2 separate regions of the Homo sapiens genome follow, and region 1 is linked to region 2. A link is a loop called in an ENCODE intact Hi-C map of the cell type or tissue named here. Cell type or tissue: A673. All regions are shown on one strand.

Evidence for each region. Peaks named below come from ENCODE experiments on the same cell type or tissue, not always from the same donor. Only the 100,000 strongest peaks of a DNase experiment are listed, where the experiment ranks them.
Region 1: a loop joins it to region 2, with 5 times the contacts of the local background. A loop is called at or near these places in 4 of 110 quality-filtered maps.

The regions. Positions count from the first base shown.
Region 1 is chr16:73,884,381-73,892,380 of GRCh38, forward strand. It overlaps a transcript of ZFHX3 not described here. Among named protein-coding and RNA genes, the nearest start is that of PSMD7-DT, 330 kb to the right of the region's middle. In A673, no CTCF peak of the experiment used is centred here; no DNase peak of the experiment used is centred here; H3K27me3 peaks cover 7,830 bases.
Region 2 is chr16:74,272,210-74,280,209 of GRCh38, forward strand. No RefSeq gene overlaps it. Among named protein-coding and RNA genes, the nearest start is that of PSMD7, 21 kb to the right of the region's middle. In A673, a CTCF peak has its summit at 3,043 (motif pointing left); a DNase peak (open chromatin) is centred at 3,022.

The DNA.
Region 1 (8,000 bases), 390 kb before region 2:
CAATTTTTTCCACTTTCAGGATATCTTTAAGACAACATATCAAATACCCAAATCTTACAGGAGTGTGGAGGCCATGCCATATGACTTGGTTGGAGCTGTTAACAAAAGAAACATGGAAAAATCATGCAGTTTAGACTTTTAATTAAATTGTTTGTTTTGGATTCAAAAGCACTTTGTTCATTCAGCCCTGAGTACCAGTGGTGTTTCCAACCACAGATGACTATTCCCGAAATGACCACGGTTGACAGCTTCAGTGGTGGCTTTCAGAGTCTTTATTCGCAAAACACAGACATTCCGAAATGCCTTTATTTAAACTGTAATAAATAGACTATGCTTCAGAAACACTCTACAAAGAATAAGAATCTTTCTGCCTAAGTAAAAATGACCCTGTTTATCTGAATAGTTTTTGAATTAAATATCCACATGCTATTGTTTCAGAAACAATAAAAGTAATGATAGTCATCTATTGTTTATTGTCCTCTTCCCAGAATTAGAACTTAATTAGCTGCAAATGCCTTATCTTTTCCAAATCAGCATAATACACATTACCTAAATGTTGCCTCCTGTTGTTCAAGCCCTCTAACTTGGTAGATTCAAAATTAGCCAGTTATAGCAATGCTTTTCGCTTTAAATTTTAATAATAAACAGAGACATCCCCTTTCTTTCCCCCCACCCAGACCCTCCCTCTTTTCTGAAAACTGAAGTCTGCTGCTGAAAGGATTGAAAATCTGGAAAGAGTTTGGGGTGGACTGGCCAACCCCCTTTCATTTCCTTCAGATGTTTACAATCTAGCACCTTTCTGAAGACAAAGATGGGAAAAAAACCTATTTTTCCCTTTGACTGAAGGGTGAGACAGGGGGGTATTAAAAACTGATCAATGTAATTTTTTTCTCAGAAGTATTTGCACATCTGTGAAATAATGTAATTTATTTTTAAAAAACTTTTTATATGACATTCATGATTATAGCCCGATCTGGAGAATTATTCAAATATAAAATTAAATGTTCAAAAACTAGCTGCGCTGTGGATGGCTGAGCTTATCCCAGCTGTGCATTATACTTATATAATTCTATTAGAAGTATCAAAATGAGCCTTTCTAGATCTCACTGAATCTCTGAAAAGGGGAAGTGGTGTTTTCTAAGAAAGTGTGATGATCTACTTCTTTTTGTTTGTTTCATTTTTCCGTGGATCAGCCTCCAGGGGTCTAAAGATGCTCCCACCAAACTGTTCAAAAACAGTAACAAAAAAAGGTGATGGGAGAAGGGCTACTGAATAATAATAAAAGCATTCCGTAAAGTAGATTGTATTTTATTATCACAGGGTTTGGGAAAATCTGTGACTTAAAAGGAGGTTACAAACCTTAAAAGTAAATTCTGCTGTTTCAGTGAAATTGCTGGAGATATAATATGAGCCATCTGTAATTTCCCCTTCACTGCCCTGTTAAACACTGCAAGTCACTTTCACTCCCAGACCCTGATGCACCCACGCCCATCAAAAAGCAGTAAGTACCCCCCTGACTGAGGGAAATTTGCCCTCCAAATGTACAGTTTATAAACAAACTTTCCCTGACCAAATGTTAGAGCGAAGTTTTCCTTTCCATCCATATGCCTGTATACTGTCACCTCTGAATACATCTGCCTATAGGGAGGAATTCAATGTAATATTCATCAAATTCAAATTAATCCTGAACCTTACACAATCCATTCAAGGTAACAAATCGTCAATGACTTTTAAAATAATTGGAGCCCAGAAAATAAAAGACTATTAAATCTGTTTGAAGTTACAGATTGAAACCTACACCTCAAATTCTGTTACTTCCTTTTTTAAAAAATAAAATGCATTTCTAAAGCATTTACTATAAATTAAATATTTAAAAATAAACCAGAATTCGTTTATGGATTAATATTATCAAATTTTAAGAGGGAAAAAAAAACACCATTCCCATTATTTGAGGACACAAATTAACAGTCAGATAACCTCAAAAAAGCTTACATTTGAAAGAAAGGGATCTGCAGTTACCGTTTTTAAACACAGGAGCAAAATAAGGGCGAAGATATTTCTGCTGCCTAAGACAGACGGACTTTAATAACACTTAACAGAATGACGCACATAATAATCTCAGAAAGCACTTCTTATGCCTCATCCATCATGCCGAGGAGAAAATGAAGCCTTCGACAGCATTAGGAATTATTCTAGATCTTGTCAGTAATTCGCAGCTCCTCTGTAGTATCACAACACAAATGTGCGTGTGAGCGACACTGACCATTAATCTAGAGAGTTTTTTCGCCTCACAACAGCGTGAGGAGAATGTATCAATTGTTTTGTGGAGAAATGGCACATGCAAAGCCACACAAAATAAAACAAGGAAAATCAGGGAGATGTATGGGGAGATAAACAAACAGTGTATTAAGAAATAAACATGTTTTCTATCACTGTGAAAGAAATCAACACAGTATCCTTAGCAACTGGGTTAGGTGAATTGGGAACTATAAATGTCCTAGCTGAAGGACCAGTCTGTCACTGATTAAAAGTTTCTATAAAGTTGCAACATACTGTCCACATCCTTAAGTAATAAGCCCTTAGGTGATGAGAAAATGAAGGGTTTCCGCTGCTCTCTGGAAGAGGAATGCAAAAAGATCCACCTTCTGCCTTCAGTCAAAAATCCATATGGTCACCTGAGTTGTTTGTTTCACTCACTGTAAAGTTCTCCTTTCAAAAAATTGGGATTGGGCGATGGTAAGGATTAATAAAATTGGGAGATGCTAGGATTAATATATGCTAAGGATTATAAAATAAATTAACAAAATATCACCTTATTCACAGAGATCTCTAGCTGTGACAGCGTGTTGGCGGCAAAGCAAATTTGAACTCCCAGGCCTCGAGATAAAACAAACGAGAGATTTTGGCAGGATCTTCCTCAAAATGAACTCTAGTCTTAATAGTATGGTGACCATTCTAAAATGGCCTGTGCTCCAAAGAAAAAGGTTTATAAATATTTGCAAAACAAACTCTTAAAACATTCCTCTGAGTCTACTCCAAATCGATTTCTATACATGTTCTATAAAGATGAAAGCTAACTGGATGTCTGGTTTATGATAGATTAAAATGGTTTAACTTCCAAAATGATGTACTCCACACAGATGTGTTTCTGTGAAGTTCTGTGAACTACACCACGGCAACAACAAAAAAAAGCAGGCTCTTGTCAGATGGAATGAAGTGAATGCTTCTTTAGAGTAGATGAATTGGATTTGGGGCCAGGAAGAAACCAAAAAATTTAAAAAAAATACACAGGTGAGAAAAGGTAAACACAAACTAATAAATAGTAATAATAATTTTAAAGTTTTCTAAAGTAACACACACACTTTTTTTTGTTAATAAAGTATGTTGGGTAACTTAAAACAGCCCAAAATCACTTAGAAATTCGTGTTCAATGCACCCAGAGTTCTATCTCATTTTCAACACTTAAAATCTGAATTTTTTTTAAAAAAACAAACTTTTCCACCTCTTTGGAATGATGAGCAAATTTCAAGAGAAGATATAAGTGCTAAGTCCTCATCTTAGGTTGGACTATTTGACCCACTCCCAGCTGGGAGGAACGGTTTATTATTCACAAGTAACAAACTCAGCAGCAAGATAAAAACAGCTCCCAGGAAGTGGATGCAACGGGGCCCCTCCTTTCCATCTGCATCAGCCCACCTCCGTCTTCCTCTCCCTACCGCAAGCTATAAAGCTCAAATGTCTCTAGGAGCATCACCGAGGCCTGGCAATGGACAGGTATTTGTACTGAATAATGCTCACGTCAGGAATGAGTAAAACTAGGTTAGAAGTTGAGGTTTTCACAAAATAATGAAGAAGAAATGTCATGCTAGCAGCGGTAACGGCATAAATTGTGCTCATTCATTCATTATCCTTTTTCCCTCCCCTTCCCCCCACGGAAACATAATTTTTATTTTTCAGATCTACATGCTTGCGAGGGAATACGGCTTTTGCCATAGTTGTTGCTCTCTCGAAGCCCAAGATGAGAGACAAAGATGATTTGTAAAGATTAAAAAAATAGTAATAATAATAAAGATGGGTGTGGCAACACATTTCTTCTAGATTTCAATTCAAGGAGAAAAGGTAAATAGGATTTCCCAAACAAAATTACCTGGAGCTTTAACTTTTACTTTATCTAATTGAACTACAGAGAAAATATCAGCTAAAAATGTCACCTGCTCCACAGTAAATACACTGCTCCTAGTTCAGGAACTGGAGGAGGGAAAAGAAAAATGTTTACATTTCAATTGTTCAGATGCCGATTCTGAAAACGATAACAAAAGAATACTCAAGAAGATACTTCTGTGGGCAGCTTTCCGGGTGGATGTCTGGGCTGGCGGCTGTGATGTGGGGGCTAAGTGTAAGCAGAAACAATTCAGAGAGGCTGGGGTCCACCTTGGAGGTCTAGTTAAGGTGCAGACAGATTTCAGGCTAAAAAAAAACCGGGAAGGATCCCTGTTCCCCCAACGCCCGCCCCCTACCACCCCCCCAAAAAATCCTGTAAACCTCTGCTGTCTGGTAGCAAGCCCGCATACTCTCCAGTGCTGAGATAAAGACCCAATCTGCTCATCAAACACCTCCAGGCTCCACCATCTAATAGAAACAAATTGGCAATGACTGCCCAAGCTAGTAACACAGGCCCACTGATTTGTAGATTGATACGGATGCCTAATGATCCCCTTGGGCAGATCAATAGTAACAATCCTCATCCCTGCCTTTCTTCTTTATTGGCATAGAAGACTAAGGCAAGGAGAAAGCCGGTCTTAGAAGAGGCCACAGTGCTACCTGGGGACAGATGGGAATAAGGACACAGGTGCGGCTGTGCAGGAAGGAAGCTGCGCCAGACCCGCGCTCCAGAACTTTCCACTGACTGTCTCGATTCATTCCATGTTTTTGGCAGGCAAAGGGTGTAAGAATGGGACACGATATGCTTTTCTATTAATAGTATCCGTGCACAGTGTTCAGTGAGACCCAGGCTAGAGTCAGCACAGCTGCCTTCATCTGGGAAGGGGAAGAGAAGTGATGCAAGCCCCAGTGCATCTCCCAGAGAATGAACTTGGTGGACAGAAAATGCCAACGATGTGATGACAGAGAATGGAAAAAGGCGAACAAACATGGGAAGTTGCATCTTAGGAAAACTTAGGGTGAAGTACCTATGATCAAAGAGGGGCAATAATGAACCGCATTGTTTTAAGTATCATCCAAAGGAGGCAAGTGGATTCATGCGCTGTTGTTTGAACATGCTTAAAACACCCACTGCCTACCGGACCCCAGTGTATGGGTTAATTCTCACACACAGGAGCTATTCTCTGTGCCCTCACCCTTCTCCTGAGTGCAGGTTTTCTTGAAGTTGACAGCGGCTCACCCTTCTACTGACTCTTCTCCTTTCTGTAGGCCAATCCCATCCCCGCCCCCAGAGCCAGGGCTTATTTTCCATTTGTGTATTATTCTTGTGAATAAAATTATCCAATTAGGAAATCCATTTAAAGTCCTTAACAATAACAGGGAAAAACTAATGGAGTTGCTTTGGATTTTCTTTTTCAATAAATTAATGTTAGTGATGTTCTGTGGATTCTTAAGTGCTCATTTATATCATCAGGGTTATTGCACACATAACAATTAGTCCTAAATTTCTATACTGATTTGTCTATACTCTAGGAAGTCCATTCTCCCAAAGAAGTAGTAGACAAGACTCGGAGAAAACTTACTGGCAGGCAGAGCGAATTTGACTTCTAAAATAAATAAATCTATGACATCTAAAAACCTTTGTACTTCGTTGTTAAATTTTTTCTTCTTGTAATTGTAAGAGTGTAAAAAAAAAACCAAAAAAAAAAAAAACAACAAAAAAAAACCTCTCCCTTCTTCCCCTTTTACAACGACTCTGTGCACATTTGCAGGTGTTGCATACAAAATAGCCAAAAGGGGTAGGGGGCAGCGAATGTTCCATTTTTACTCCTGCATTCAGACCTGCAACTAGCCGCCTGAGAATTTGCTTTGTTCAGCAATCATTCTCGTTTGGTTTTGTTATTAAAGGGAGATAACACTGAATGTCAGAGATGAAATTGCATTTTCTTTATTGTCAACGGTTGAAACCTTTGCCACCCAACCGATCTAGTGAAAGATTCGGTTTTTTAATTTTTTGTCATAATAAAAATATTTTTAATCTGGTCCCTTCTTTTTCTCTTTTGCATACTCAAACACAGAACTGAAGCTACAATGAAAAGCCTTGGTATCCCAGCCCACTGCGTAATATCACAAATTAGTCATCTTCTCTTTCCTGTACGTTACATCGTCCTATTTAAATAAAAGCAAACGTGGAGCCGTGTTAAATTTTGACAGTAAAGGGTTTGCACTGATGGACCAAATAATCACGTGCGCTAGGGCTCCGGCACTGACCACTTAAAATTCAAATTTCACACTAACGATAAGTGTAATCATCGCAATCAGCATCACCACCACCACCATCACCATCATCACAATAAAGAGATGCATTCTGTGAGCTGGTGACATCAATCAACTGTGTGGTGCAGATCAGAAGAGGCGCTCCCCTCTCCCTCTCTCACTCCGTCTGTCTTGCTGGCTTCCCCCTACCCCACCTCGCCGCTCCCCCCCTCCACCTCACCCCCGCTCAGAGAAGTGATCACATTTAATTCATTGCATCATTATGTCATCTCCATACTAATCTCTGCCCTCACACCTCTGCCACTTTGACATGCAAATGAGCTAGAAAAAAGCCACACATTAATATAAAAAAGTCACAGCAATCATGTCATGATTTCCTGCCTCCCAGCCCCACAGCATTCCCTCCAATCCCCACCTCTCCCCCCAGCTCTCTTTCCAGCACGCTGTGCTGGTGATCACAAGAAACAACAGCAATCTGTTGAAGATCAGACGCTAAGACAGGGAGGTGGGGAGAAAGATACACACATACACGTGTCAGCAACGCGGCCCAGGCAGTCCTATTTGCATATTCACATGAGTTCCGTTCTCAGATTGCTTAAGCAGGGAAGAAGTTAGGTAGCTCCCCCACCCTCCTACCCTCCCCGATCCATAAAGAAAACAGCTACTGAGAAGGAAGGAGAGGGAGAGAGAGGGGGAGAGAGGACATATGAATGTAAAGGGAAAGAGAGAGAATATGAAAAGGGAGGGGGCATGGAGAGAGAGAAAGACACACGCAGAAAGAGACAGAAGGAAGAAAAGAGAAGAAAAGAAAAGCTGTCCACATCTACCTTACCTCAGCTAGCTTGCTTTCTGTTGCTCTTAAAAGGAATTCCCTGTGGTTCCTTTAGAATTTTTGAGAACCATCCTTCAGGGTTTTTAGTTCTCTCTCTCTCTCTCTCTCTCTCTCTCTCTCTCTCTTCCTCCTCCTCTTTCTGTGTTGTGACTGGGTTTATAAAAAAAATAAAAAAGACAACTCCATGTTAAGCTAGCAGTCAAGGAAGCATCATGAAGTCCAGGGCTACAGGGGGAGGGAAGAAAGGAGGAGGGTCACAGCTTAATGCTTTACAAAGGAGAACCTGGAGACTCTGTTTTAAAACATCCCTCTCACATACAATGACTGACAAAGACAAAAATATATGTACTTATATGTATACACAGAGACATATGTATGTTTTCACCAGTAAGCCAGATGTCAAAAATGTTCAGATTGTGGTGCAAGCAAATGTAGAAAAATTATGAGTCCTTCTGAAAACCCCATTGCGGATCCACTTTGCTGCTCCCTGGTTGCAGAGGGGGCCAGGCAGCGAGCTAGGGGCTTTATTTGCTGAATCACATTTGTGGCAATACCTGGGTAATAAGGGACTGACTCGAGATGGGGTTCCAGCTACTGCAATGAATTTCCCAGCTTTGATCAGTTTTCACCAGTACTTTCGTGGTATTGAAAATGTGTGAACATGTCCACAAATTTTCTGGCTTTTTTTTTCTTGCAACAACTTAAAAAAAAAAAGGAAGAAAAAGAAAAA
Region 2 (8,000 bases):
GGAGGATAGCTTGAGGCCAAGAGTTCAAGACTAGCCTGGGTAACACAGTGAGACACTGTCTCTACCAAAAATTTTAAAACTTAGCCAGGCATGGTGGTGTGCACCTGTAGTCCTAGCTACTTGGGAGACTGACGCAGGAGGATCAGTTGAGGCTGCAGTGACCCATAATCGCACCACTGCACTCCAGCCTGGGCAACAGAGTGAGACCCTGTCTCAACAATAACAACAACAACAAAGCTCAAAGTAAAGCAGAAGCTATAATTTGAATAAGTCAGACTACTTCCTGATTTATTCAAATTAGATTGACAGTAACTTAGGTTATCTGGGACTCCTCTTCCTCCCCACCAAAAAAAGAGCTTTCCACATTGTCTGAATTCACCAGACACACATCCACCCATTCCTTTACTTCATCTGGCATGGATTTAACCAATGAATAAAAGGGTTGTGGGTCTTGAGAGATCCAGATGTTCATGTGCTTTGCAACTGGATATAACAATATTAAATAATGTCGGCCGGTCGTGGTGGCTCACGCCTGTAATCCCAGCACTTTGGGAGGCCGAGGGGGGTGGATCACGAGGTCAAGAGATCAGGACCATCCTGGCCAACATGGTGAAACCTTGTCTCTACTAAAAATACAAAAATTAGCTGGGCATGGTAGCAGGCGCCTATAGTCCCAGCTACTCGGGAGGCTGAGGCAGGAGAATCGCTTGAACCCAGGAGGCGGAGGTTGCAGTGGGCCGAGATCGCACCACTGCACTCCAGCCTGGTGAAAGAGCGAGACTCTGTCTTAAAAAAAAAAAAAAAAAGAATATTATTAAATAATTTCAAGTAATGGCAGTGCAGAAGGGCACGGTTAGCCAAGAGCCCACCAGGGCTTCAAGATACTGGTAATATTCTGTATCTCAGTTGGGAGGCCAATGCATTGTATTTATTTTATTGTTCTTATACACATGTATAATGGTATATTAAAATTACATAATTAAAATGAAAAAAAGAAAACAAGAAAGAAGGTCTTTTTTTTTTTTTTTTTTTTTTGAGACAGTCTTGCTCTGTCACCCAGGCTGAAGTGCAGTGGTATAATCTCAGCTCACTGCAACCTCCACCTCCCAAGCTCAAGTGATTCTCCTACCTCAGCCTCCCGAGTAGCTGGGACCAAAGGCACGTGCCACCACACCTGGCTAATTTTTGTATTTTCAGTAGAGACCAGGTTTTGCCATGTTGGCCAGGCTGGTCTCAAACTCTTGACCTCAAGCGATTCACCCCCCTTGGCCTCCCAAACTGCCAAGATTACAGGTGTGAGCCACTGTGCCCCAACAAGATCTTTATTTTTTAAAAACTCACTCACAATTTTTCAAAAGCAGATTATGCTTTAGTATTGCCAGTCTACCTCTCATGCCCATCTTAACTGTTCAAGATCTATTTCAAATGACACCCCGGTGAGGCCTTCCCTGACATGTCCTCTTCCCACAGAGGAGCCCACTGTTCCCATCTATGTGGCCACAGCTCCTGATCACCGTCTCATGGGATGCACATTGTACGTGTCCCTCTTTCCGAGGGAAAGGGACATTATCTTGGTGTTCTTTATATTTGAAACACCTACACAACGGTGTCTTGCATATAATAGATGCTCAGTACAGCTTATTTCTTAAGATATTTACTGAAATTATAAAATAACATAGAATAATCATTAATGTTACAACTGAATCTGGTTTTCAACCTCAAATAGATTAATGCTATCCAGGTGCTTCCAACATCGCCAATATATTTGAAATGCTGCCTATCAGCATCTTAGCTAGTTTTCTTTCCTTGCCAGTGAATAACTGCCACAACTGTAGATATGAGCTCATTTGAAGGAATGAAAAGAGCTCTCCCTAAGATCATTTAATAGACCTATGCATAATTATCAATTTCCTCTTGAAGCTAACATTTGCTAAAAGAAAACGAAAGATTCTATTAATGATCAAAATACTTGACTTTCTGGACCTATTCCATTTAATGGGGAACTCAGTTCTCCAGTCTTGGGTTACTGCCAGGTGCTCTTTTACCGGGAATTATTCTAAACTTCTAATCACAGTTCAACAACCATCTGCCAAATCATATACAGGTATTGATATTTGCCACTCTACAGTTAAATTACATCAAATGTCAATGCAATCAACTCATTAGTGGGCTCCTATCGAGCTTCAGTGCTCACCACCCACTTCTGCACCTCTTTGATTAAACAGTGTATAGACCATAGTCCCTGTCCATCTAATCAGCTGATCAGCTCAGTCATACTGCTAATATAAAATCAAATGAGCGGGAGAAGGAAGCGGTAAAAGACCCTGTGAGCACCTTGGTCCCCTCGTAGGCCGAATATCAATATACTATAGTCTAGCAAGAAAAGCAAATGAAATTACAAAATTGCTTAGAGAATCATTTTAACAGAAAGTCACAAGCGGTCATTTAAAAAGCAATGTAATTGTCCCGAGATCACATTTTGCTAGCATTCTTCCACCTTCTCTGCTACCCGAGATTTTAAATCTCTCTTGCTGATGTAAAAACCATAAGCAAACCCAAAGTGTGACTGACATGTGCAGATTCTGAATGCTGGAGGTCAGCACAGCTTACTGGTAAGCTGCCCACTGCTCCAAATTTTATATCTCCTCTGTCCCTCAGTTATTGCATGACATGATTTAACAACTGTAATTCCTTATTTAACGATGTCAAAGGTTTTTAGGAAATTGACTGTATTTCACCAACGATATATTTCTTCTTGATTACGGAGTGGTTAAAATGATTTTAAACCAAGACAGCAAAATAAAGCAGTAATAAAATCAATAAAAGGTGCTTAAAACATTCCTTCTATTAGGTAATGGCATTTAAAATATCCGTAGCTTGTAATGGCACTTAGGATATGCCCAAAAATCAATGAGCTAAATTACTTATTGAACTAGTTAATTTGAACATTGAGTTTTTTATGTATATTGATAAAATGGGCTTACAGAATACTGGCAAGCAGCAATACTGTGTCCATGGTCAGATGTCTCCCTCTGCTGGAATAAAAAAAAAATTAAACCATTTCTTCCAGTTATGGAACAAAAAGATAAAAAAATTACAAGCTGTAAACTCAAAAAGTCCACAAAAGACTTCTTAATCTTAAAAATCTCCGGAAATTCATGACAATAATATGAAATCATTAAGGGTTAAAAACACACACACAGTTTCTGAAAACTTTGTCAATAAGCTGGAATGTGGTATTTATACCCAGTATCAAATAGCAGATGAGAACCAGCATTTAATTATTTCAAAACTCTTTTCCTAATTTTCTAAACATTATCCTAGGGGTTTTGGGGGATATATTATTAGAAATAAGATTCTAAAAGCCTTGAGTCCTCTCTTTGATGTCAGAAGAAAGGGGGTTTGAATTTTAAAGGAGAAAGTATAAATCTATGCTCAAGGAAAAGTCTACTTTCTTAGATGTTTAATTTGATCAAAATCAAGTTGGAACTATCTCTGTAAATGAAGGTTTTTGAGAACTCAATGTATGAATCCACGAAACAGCTTCACACGCCTCTCCCTGCGTGGGGTGGTATAAGAGTTTCCAACACTATTGTTACCTTTTTTTTTTTTTTCAAACATCTACTATTTAAAATGCTAAGTACTTTGCTGAAAAGACTCTTCACCGCTTTTCAATTTCTCCCCCTGCCAGTTGAGCCCTAAGCAGGTGTTAGAGTTCTGAAGAGCTCGCCTCGGGACTTTTAACTCTTAACTACAAAAGGGAGCTTCAGAAATTATGATAAAAGGTGTTAAGAGAGAAATGAGGGTGAAGAGGTATCTGACACACACCTGAAATTGTACATAGTACCTTTCGAAAAAATTACAGCTACCCAGAACAAACCAGTTTGGTTGTAAATGGTTTCATCAACAGTAACCCATATATTTTTGCAGTCATATTTCCACTCATTTCATTTATATTCAAAACAATGAGCACATGTAAAGTTACATGCTCTGACAGGAGAATTTTTTAATCAAAGAACTTTGCTCATTCTATATGAGTTTGGCTTTGTTTTGGGTTGTCTTGTCTTTATGTGGGATGAAGTAGGAAACTACACAGAATAATGGGGTTTTTTTTGTGTACTGAAACATCATTGGCCAAGACATTATGGATATACTGTGTAACATAGTGCCCAAGTTCCACAATACAGTTGACCAATGTCTGACTTTTGCTAGGTGCGAATGCTAAAAAGATGACTAAGCTGTGGTTCTGGACTTCACACATACCCCAGTACAGAAGAGATACACATCAAATGAACCATTACAATCAAACATGATGAGTACTGTAATAGAAATATGTACACCTGTAATCCCAGCCACTCAGAAGGCTGAGGCAGGAGGACTATTTGAGCCCAGGAGTTCAAGACCAGCCTGGGCAACATAGCAAGACACCATCTCAAATTTTTTTAATAAAGAAAGATGCACGAAGTGTTGTGAGGACCCAGAGCACAGAAGAACCAACTCTGCCTGCAGAAGGCAAGGAGAAAGCTTCCACAGAAAATATAACCTTCTGAATGAGTCCTTGAGAAAGACATAAGAATGCTCCTGGTGTATAAGGAGTTCCAACTAAACTAGCACAGAGCAAAGCAAATTGTTGGAAATAGCTGAATTCATTGGGATTTCAGGTGGGTCTGGCAGCAGGTGAGACCAGTAGGAAATAAGTTTCATAAAGGTTGGTTGAGGTCAAGTTGGGAAGTCTTGGATACCTTCTTAAAGTTCAGATTTTATCCTGTGGCACTGGAAAGGTTTTGAAGGATTTTAAGGAATTAATATCAGTGTCATCCGAAAGATCACCAGGATGGCCAAATAGTAGAAAGGAGAGCTTTATTGGCAATATCAGTTTGCAAACCGGGAAAGGATGGACAGTCTCCAGCATGTGCCAAAGGTGCTCTCTCTTCAAAGAGGGGAAGAAGAAGTTGGGTTTTATGCCCTACAGGGCCTGCATCACACAATAGAGTCATACATATTCAGCAGGTTTGGGGAAAGCTATACATATTTATGAGGGGAGCTGAGTGCATGCACAATGGGCAAACATATATGTAACATACATCCTATCTTCACCTTGGGGAGAGGTTTTAGCATTAAAATGAGGTGGAATTTAGCTATTCACATCAAAAAGTGAACTACAGGACACAAAGGTGCGTAGCCTCCTCTATAAGCCGGCTGAAACTGGCTTAAGGCCTGAAATTGCTTATCAGAAAAGCATGTTTGTAAGGCCAGTCTTCTGTCCAGAGTTGTAGGGGTCTGGGTTGTAAATCAGACTTAGGAGGGGTCTCATAGCTCCTATTGTTAGGGAGTTTAGCAAGTGTGGTTTTCTTGTAACCATAAGAATTCAGAAATTTGCCATGCCAGCTGGGACCTGAGCACTCAACCCATAGGTTTTGTTTTGTTTTGTTTTGTTTTGTTTTGTTTTTTGAGACAGGGTCTCACTCAGTTGCCCAAGGTGGAGTGCACAGGCGCAATCACAGCTCACTGCAGCCTCAACATCTTAGGCTCAGGTGATCCTCCCACCTCAGCCTCCCAAGTAGCTGGGACTACAGGTGCATGCCATCAGGACTGGCGAATTTTGGTATTTTTTGTAGACAGGGTTTCACCATGTTGCCCAGGCTGCCCTCAAAATCCTGGGCTCAAGCAATCTGCCTTGGCCTCCCATAGTGCTGAGATTACGGAAGTGAGCCACTATGCCCGGCAGGTAACTTTTTGTTTCCTTAACCTTAGGGTCGACCTTAGTTGATAAAGGGACGTCTATTTTGATCTCTCAGATCACATCAGCATTACACTTTGTGGGAGGAAAGAACACCAGCGATGTGGAAGATGGCTTGAAGATTCTGGCTGGAAGCAGCCAAGAGATACCTGCAATAATCTTGCTGGGAGCCAATAGAAGGCACAGCAGAGGACTATTGAGATAAGGAACAAACTGCAGACATTTAGAGAACACAACTTCAACCAGATCAAGTACATGTGCCTGTGCCCTGATATGGAAGGGACATACAAAACTGAAACCAGTGGCCACATTTGAGATAGGATTATGGCTGATTTTCTTTTCTTCCAACAACTGTTATTGAATATTGTTGCTTCAGCTTTTTAAATTAAAAAGAAATGCTTCTTTGATTTCATGTCTTGAAGAAAACAAGAAAAGGAGAAAACACTTCTGTCTTTAGAAAGATAAAGAGCTTCGGTGGGGTGCAGTGGCTCACACCTGTAATTCCAGCACTTTAGGAGGCCGAGGCGGGCAGATTGCTTGAGCTCAGGAGTTCAAGACCAGCCTGGGCAACATGATGAAATCCCATCTCTACCAAAAATACAAAAAATTAGCTGGGCATGGTAGCACACGCCTGTAGTCCCAGCTACTCGGGAGGCTGGAAGATGAGAGGATCACTTGACCCCAGGAGGCAGAGGTAGCTGTGAACTGAGATTTCACCACTGTACTCATGCCTGGGTTACAGAGTGCAACCCCATCTCAAAAAAAAAAAAAAAAAAAAACAACGAGCTTCAGCCAAGTGCAATGGCTCACACCTGTAATCCCAGGAATCTGGGAGGCCAAAGTGGGTGGACTGTTTCAGCCTAGGAGTTCGAGAACAGCCTGAGCAACATGGTGAAACCCTGTCTCTACAAAAAATGCAAAAAATTAGCCAGGCATGGTGGCATGCATCTGTGGTCCCAGCTATTCAGGAGGCTGAGGTGGGAGGACCACTTGAGTCTGGGAGATCGAGGCTGCAGAGAGCCATGATCATGCCACTGCCCTCCACCTAGGAACAGTGAGACTCTGTCAAAAAAAAAAAAAAAAAAGTAAAGAGCTTCAACTGTTTTCAAACCTTGTTCTTGTTTTGATGCTACATCCATCAATCTACATCCAAAAGTCAAGTAAAACGGAGAAGAAAAAAAAAGTTTCATTTTTACACAGCCATGAAGCATGGCTCTGAAAAGAATCAGAATGGCAAGGTAAGGGTGAAGGGAACTTTCTTTCCACCCTCTGGAGTTGCAATAAGTTGAGTCTCTGGAATAAATTGGCCATAGACAGATTAACAGGAGAAAAGGCTTAAAAATGTATTACATGCACATGCATGGGGGTCCCACAGAGTATGAGACTTGGAGAACATCTAAAACCACCTGGCAGCCTCTCCCTGCCTGCTGCACAAATAAAGACCATGGCATTGCAGTAAAGAAAGAGTTTAACTGACACGAGGCTGGCCATGCCACGAGGGAGACAGAGCTGTTACTCAAATCAATCTCAAAGGCTTGTAGGTTAGGCGTTTTTCAAAGGCAGTTTTGGGGGAAGGGATGGAAGTGGGTAGAAAATGGGTGCTTGCTGCTGATTGGTTGGGCTAGAGATAAAATCATAGTGGGTGGAAGCTGTCCTTTTTTCTTTTTTCTTTTTTTTTTTGGAGATGGAGTTTCACTCTTGTTGCCCAGGCTGGAGTGTAATGGTGTGATCTCAGCTCACCACAATCACCACCTCCTGGGTTCAAGCAATTCTCCTGCCTCAGCCTCCCAAGTATCTGGGATTATAGGCATGCGCCACCACACCCAACTAATTTTGTATTTTTAGTAGAGACGGGGTTTCTCCATGTTGGTCAGGCTGGTCTCGAACTCCCAACCTCAGGTGATCCTCAGGCCCACCTCGGCCTCCCAAAGTGCTGGGGTTACAGGTATGAGCCACCTCACTTGGCCAGATGCTGTCCTCTAGAGCTGAGCTGCTCCTGTGTGGGGCCACAGGAGCGGTTTGGCAGTCCAGGTGGAGCTGTCAGAGGTGTTTGAACCAGAGCGACTCCACTTTGAGTGAGAGCTGGAAAATGAGGCTGAGACTTGCTGGGCTGCATTCCCAGAAAGTTAGGTATTCCTAACGTCTAGATGTTTATGGTTAAGGGAATGAATTAATAATGTTTACCCAACAGACCCAGACTTAGGAGTGTCCAGATATCCCGATATCTGGAGAACAAGGGCATTCCTAATTTTGCTTTAAA